Linked DNA regions of Mus musculus: region 2 is linked to region 1. The links are chromatin contacts, found by Hi-C or POLR2A ChIA-PET in ENCODE. All regions are on one chromosome and are shown on one strand. Each heading gives the region's core, a stretch centred on a gene start or an enhancer-like site at or near the end of the contact. The rest is flanking DNA. Distances are from core to core; before and after follow the strand shown.

Evidence for each region. A loop is a pair of places that touch in the nucleus more often than their neighbours do. ChIA-PET counts read pairs that join two places held with the same protein, here RNA polymerase II (POLR2A).
Region 2: a map of T-helper 17 cell shows a loop between it and region 1 (2.6-fold over the local background). The contact joins the promoter of Sec24b here to the promoter of Mcub in region 1. A Hi-C loop is called at or near these places in 3 of 37 maps with a recorded cell type or tissue (T-helper 17 cell and regulatory T cell). POLR2A ChIA-PET finds 5 or more read pairs at or near these places in 1 of 5 experiments (Patski).

The regions. Positions count from the first base shown.
Region 1 is chr3:129,968,733-129,971,857 of GRCm38, forward strand. Mcub (mitochondrial calcium uniporter dominant negative beta subunit) reads right to left here and starts at 1,474. Exons shown (of 8, transcript NM_025779.3): 1 at 1,218-1,474. The coding sequence starts at 1,343.
Region 2 is chr3:130,059,370-130,062,494 of GRCm38, forward strand. It overlaps Sec24b (Sec24 related gene family, member B (S. cerevisiae)), which reads right to left and starts at 1,538. Exons shown (of 24, transcript NM_207209.3): 1 at 1,200-1,538. The coding sequence starts at 1,299.

The DNA.
Region 1 (3,125 bases), core at 224-2,723:
TTTCATCCAGGTATTTACTCCAGGTATTTAAATGGGAGAGACCTAGTGGTAGGTGGGTGTGGCCTAATAGAGCCTCGTTGTTTGGCTCCATTCTCAACACTTCGAAATTGTCAAATGAGCTTTCTAGTCAGCACTGTTTAATTATCACTGTGTTTCTGTGGTGTGAGGCAAAGAAAGGAGTGAGTAGTTAAGAGTGTTCGGAATGCCTTTGTCTCTGAGAGGTAAACCTTAAAGTACTATTTTTAGAGAACTTTTCTGAAACCACTTCACTGAGTTTGCCCACAATAAGTTTTAAGGAGTTTGCCTTAGGTAGAAGTGTCAAAATGGACGTTTCTGCTTGCTTTCAAACATTTAACAAAAGTGTTCCTTTAAGCATTGAAATATTTCTTTTATCGGTGTAAATTCTGGGGCATTAAGACTATACTTGGGGGGCAGAATCCAAGGATTGGGGCACTGGGGCAGTCGAGCCGGAAAGATACAGGAACTGAAAGCGATGGAGCTGACACAGCTCCGTTCTCACTGCAGTGAGAGATAGTAAATATGTTCATATATCGCTCTCCCTTTAGCAGTCTGAAAGCTAACCCAGTAATTGAGGTGTGGGCAGACTCAGCTCCAGTCCCAGCCCCAAGCAGCCTCGGGTCCCTTTCCCCTGGCCCCCTTTGTATCATGAAGCTAGTAAACTCAGCACGTTCCCGCTCTTCTTCCTTTTCTGTGCCCATCCACACCTCTTCCCTCCTCCTCGAGGTTCCACACAGGCCATGACACAAACTGTGCCCGCCTAACTGTTACAGCACACACTTCTGATTCACCACTGACTCGGGTTTACATGTAACGAAAGGGAGGGGCTCCGGGTTTGGAGGAGGGGCAAGACAGGGTCCTGGGCCAGTCCACCCTGGAAGACAGCATCCCAGGTTACAGCCCACCCCGATGACAGCCACCCTCCGATGACACAGCCCACCAAGCTCTCGCGGCCTCCCCTCCACCCCGGCGACTACAGACCGCAGGACACAGCGGTGGGGTCAGCGGGCTGCGCTCCCGGGAGATGCGCCCCGCGCTGGCCGCTCCTGGCCTGTCTCCCCCACAGCCCCGGGACAAGTCGCCCGCGGCCACCACCTGTCGGGGTGCGGAGCAGCACGCAGGGAACTGCTTTCACTCCTGCCGAACTTGCCCAACGCAAACTTTCCACCCGAGGCTCCCGAGCCTGCGCCGCGCCTTACCTGGGGTGTGGATGGCAGCTCCCTGGGATCCCCGCGGCCGCGGGCTCGGATCGTCCGCAGCAGCTGCCACCGACCCAGACATAGCCCGCTCGGGAGCATCCTCCTGCCGGACAGAGCTCCTGGCATTAACGACGCATCCTCATCCGGCTGCTATAGCCCAGCCCGCTGTGGGCTCTGCCCGCCCCGCCGACTGGGGCGGCGACAGGAGGGTGTGTCCCCGCTTTGACTTCGCTTGGTGCACACCCGGGCTCCAGGCTGGGTATTTTTCCTCCGACAAAAAAAGAAACATTTTTTTTTCTCTCTCTTTAAAAAAGCGCAAACGAGTGGCGAACTTCTTCCTGGCTCCCTCACATACGTCTTGAGAAAGGAAAGAGGAGCTGGACTCACACCATGCAGCTGTTGATGTCAAAACCCAACAGAAGCCAGGACCGGAAGTAGTGAGGCTTGCTTGGGACCTCAGATTTGGGAACGCAGGCCGATGATTGGGAGTTCAAGGCCACCATCCACTAAAAAGTTGGAGTACACTCTGAGCTACCCCAAACCCTGCCACAACATGAACCAAAACTCCAGGGCTCTGAGGAAAGGACTGGGAGCTGGGAGCTGAAAGGTCCCTGGAAATTGCGCTCCTTTGCCCGGCTGGAAAGAGGAAGAAAAATGAGTTTGCCAAAGCTCCACCTCCAGGTGGGCTCCAAGGCTTGGGATGAGCCTCTCCTGGGCCTCAGATCACTGGCAAAGTCAGCCCAGGACTCTAGATGCTCCAGAGATTTGTAGTTCATTACAGGCTGGCCCAAGTCCAGACACTGGGAAATTTTCTTCCACAGCAAAGCTTGCTTCTCTTTGGGGGGCACATGAAAGGACCCTGCTCCCCGAGGGGCAGGAGTTAAGCATTGCGAAATCACTGTTAAAACCGCTATTAGCGTTAACGATCAGTTCTGTAGGCTCGCATTGTAAGCACTCTCAATGCTCAATGCTCGACGCTCGCTTTCCTGTAAATGGCAAACATGTGGGGGTGGGGAGGCAATTTGGCTTCCTAATTGGCAGCTGTTAGGCTTCCCCTGATTCCTGGCTGCCTCGAGCCAAAGGACTGTCAGTCAAACACTCTGCCATTCTGAGCGCAGCACAGATGCCTTGAGGAAACTACAGGATGGTGATCAAAGCTCCCAAGGTTACAGCCCCAGCCTGGAGTGTTTCAGTTTACACAGGGCGGTTTTGCTATCACATGCCCTGTCACTATTTCTAACCAGCCCAGAAGAGAAGCATTTTACCTGGCAGCTCAAAAGTTACAGTTGTTGTCTTTGGTGTGAACACAAACCATCTGTGTGAGAGTTTTGCTGTGATTGGTACACTATCCCCCGCCCCACCCCCACCCCCGCCCGCCCCTCTAGCCATGTAATCCCAGTGTTTGGCTGGTTGGTAAGCTAGCTGCGGAGGCACCATTGCGTTTCCCTGCTCTGGTGTTACAACCTTAGATCCAATAGAAGGCTTCTCCAGGTCAGTGGTAATGATGCACTTTAATTCCAGTAATCAGGAGGCAGAAACAAGAGGACCTTAGTTTGTAAGTTCAAGGCCAGCCGGGACTCTATAATAGGTTCCAAGCCAGTCGAGGCTACATAGTGAGAATCTGTCCCAAAATTTAAAAAAAGAAAAAGAAAGTCACCTACACAATTTTCTTAGTTAGGGTTTCTATTGTTGCAATAAAACAACATGACCAAAAGCAAGTTGAGAAGGAAAGGGTTTTTTTTTTTTGGGGGGTGGGGTGGGCGCGGGGGTGTTATACTTCCTAATTGTAGTCCATTATTGTAGGAAGTCAGGACAGAAATTCAGACAGATGTAAACCTGTAGGCAGGAGCTGATGCAGAGACCATGAAGGGGTGCTGCCTGCTGGCTTGCTCTCCATGGCTTGCTCAG
Region 2 (3,125 bases), core at 288-2,787, 91 kb after region 1:
AACTATAAGAAGCATGAAATATTGATAAGTAAGACCAACCTAGGGATCTTAAGACTAAACCATCATTTTTTTTTAATTGTGAATAAAAAATTCCACCTGATTCTTGGGGTGTTTCGTGTTTGAAAAGCATTACTGATTTTCCAAACTTTGGCTGTAAATTTGATTAGCACGCTGTGTAAACTAGGCCAATGATTTGATGAGTATTGAGTAGTTTTGTTTTTTGACACAGGGCAGAGGGATTTTCTTCGCTTTACTTTGGGAGGGTCTCATTAGACACACTCAACTCTCTAAGGAGGGCCCCTCCCCTACTTAGGAACATTCCAGATATCCAGAGCAGGGGCCAGGCACGCTAGGGTAAGATCATTTCTCAGCAATAACTCCTGCATGCTCGGAGCCTATAACCTCTGTATGAAAGCCACAGTCGTGTTTCCCTACGCAGGCCTTGCATCAAAACAGGGCCAAGCAACTCTGGCACGTTTTCCTAGACTTGAAAGTGAAGCTGGAGATGGGGGACTCTAAAGGTGTTCGCTTAGTTGACACCTGCTACCCCGGGAACACTACACTACTACAAGCGAACTCCAAAGGCTTGAGCAGCAACCGCAGCGGCAAACCACAACAGATCCGAGGCCGAAGTGGGTCGGGGTTACAGTTACACTTCTGCAGCACATTTACATCCTTCTGCCTACAAACTTGAGTGCAAACTAAGTTCCCTTCCAGGCGGCGTGCTCGCTGGGCCTTAAAAAAAAAAAAATCAAAGCTACGTTCCTGGGGCCCGGAAGGATGCGATCCACCAGGTACCAAGGTTGCTCCCAGCCCTCCATAGACCAAGCACTCTGCGGCCCCGGCGTCCTGTGAGCTCTCGGGGCCCAAAGGGTCGCCCGGGGCAACCGGCCGGCGCCCAGGTCGGAGCAGACGGTCGTGCGGGCCGCCGACCCCTCCACTCCGGCCTCGGTCCGCGCGGGAGGGCAGGCCTGGATGGCAGGCGGCCGGCGGCCCCGCCCTGCCGGCCCTTCGGTCGCTCCCCTCGCCGCATCGCGGCCTCCAGGCTCCACCGCGGCCTCGGGGCCCCACCGCGGCCTCCCCGGTCCGGCCCTGCCCTGCCCGCCCCCAGCCACCGCGCAGGCCGCCCGCCCGCCCGCCCGCTCTCCCTCCCTTCCGCCTGCCTAGGCCCCACGCCGCGCCCCGGCCTCCCGCCTCACCGTTCTGCTGCGGCGGTGCCAGGCCGGAGACAGCTCCGCCGAGCTTGGGCGGCATCCGGGCGCCGGCGGCCGGGTGAGGGGACCCGGCGGGGGCCGACATGACGGCGCGGCTGGCGGCGGCGGCTCCTCCGCGGCGGGAGATGGGCGGAGGGAAGGAAGGCGGGGCCGCGGAGGAAGAGGAAGAGGAAGGAACGCGCCCGCGTCACAGGCCGAGTCACTCTCACCGACGACCGCGGCCCGGGCACCCACGCTCGGCCGCGCCACCACCGCACGCGTGCGGACCCCGGCCCAGCCCTCCCGCGCCAGCGCCCCCTGCAGGCCGGAGCTGCGACCACCTCCCCGCACAGGCCAGACTGCGGCTGCGGCGCCGCCGCCGAAGGGAAAGGCGCGGGCCACGGTGGCCGCCGCTACCCGGATGGAGCCTGCGCCCTGCAGTGCTGCAGAGCGGTGCAAAGCTGCGGGCTGAGGTCCCGAGTCCTGGGTCACGCCAGTCCCAGCCCACCCACGTACCCATCCTCGGAAGAGGAAGCCTGGCTTTGGATTTGTTATTTATTCTTGTACAACGCCACCCCCCCCCACTCCAACTTAATTCCAAATTAACAGCGCAATCAAGCTAAATGTTGATTGAAAATGTGTAATTCCCAAGCAGAGAGAAAACATTTCTCTATGACAGATTCCCCATAACAGTGGCAGTAAAGCCAGAACTTTGACCAGTGGCTTTAAACGCTAGGAGAAAGATGAATGCCTAATACTAGGAGAGCTTGAAGACGAACTTTATATTCCCCCCACCCACCAAGGGTTGGCTCCGCCCGCCCGTTGGTGTTTAGGAGAGCTGTGGCATCCAGAAGACAGGTCAGCTTGCTTTGACTACCTTAGTGAAGTCTTAGAAGCAATCTCCCTGGTCCGTTCAGCATGCTGACTGGCAAGTAAAGACTACTTTATCCAAGTCATTTGGGCATCTTGGTCCCAACTAGGTCACGGTCACACAGTGGTGGGTGTGCAACTGCTCAAAAACGTTCGGATTCAGAATGTGATCTAGTAAGATGGCATTTCCGGAGCGCTGGAATCCTATTTACTGGAAGGTTATGCCAACCTCAAAGGTTCGTAGTTCTAGAACACAAAGCCTTCCTTAAATAGTTGCCGTGAGTTAATGACGGATGCCCTATCGAACCGCACTAAAAATAAACTTTGGAGTTCTGAGATTTCCAGCCACATTATGCTCTGTATTCATGTGTATTGTGGCTTTGTTCGCAGCAGCTCAGCCTCCCTGAGCTAGAGATCACACCCCCACTTCATCAAGGAGGTCACAGTTCAAGCCCTTGCCAGGAGTCCTTTGAATTTACTAAAATTAAGGGTGACACCATGTGAGTAAGGGAAGAATAGGCGATTGGCTTTCTGCCTCTGCAATGTGTTCTTGATGTTAGCTGATTTCAATCAGGTGTATGGATATGTTATTTCTTCAGGGAAGATTCCTCACACAGACTGAGATATTACACTTCCATAGATCTCCATAATGTAATGGCTCCAAAATTATTTACTTCCGTTGGTCGGTTGTGTTGGGCCTAAAGGAAACTTCCGTACCCCAAATTCCAAATGGCAATCCAAACATCAGCCTGGACTATAGGAGGGTTTCTGGCAGTTAGATAAAAGGCAGCCTTCCTAACAAACCTGGGAAACTGTTCCCCACTGTGATGGTTTGAGTAGGTATGGCCCCGAAGACTCAAGTGTTTGAGTGCTTAGCCCATCGAGATTGGCACTATCAGGAGATGTGGCCTTGATGGAAGAATTATCTCACTGTGTTTTGAGGTTTTGAGGTCTCATATGCTGAAGCTACACAAGTATGGTGCAGTCTCCTGCTGCTGCCTGCAGATCAAGATGTAGAATCTCCGCTCCTCCAGCACCATAATCTGCTTGCAGGCTGCTATC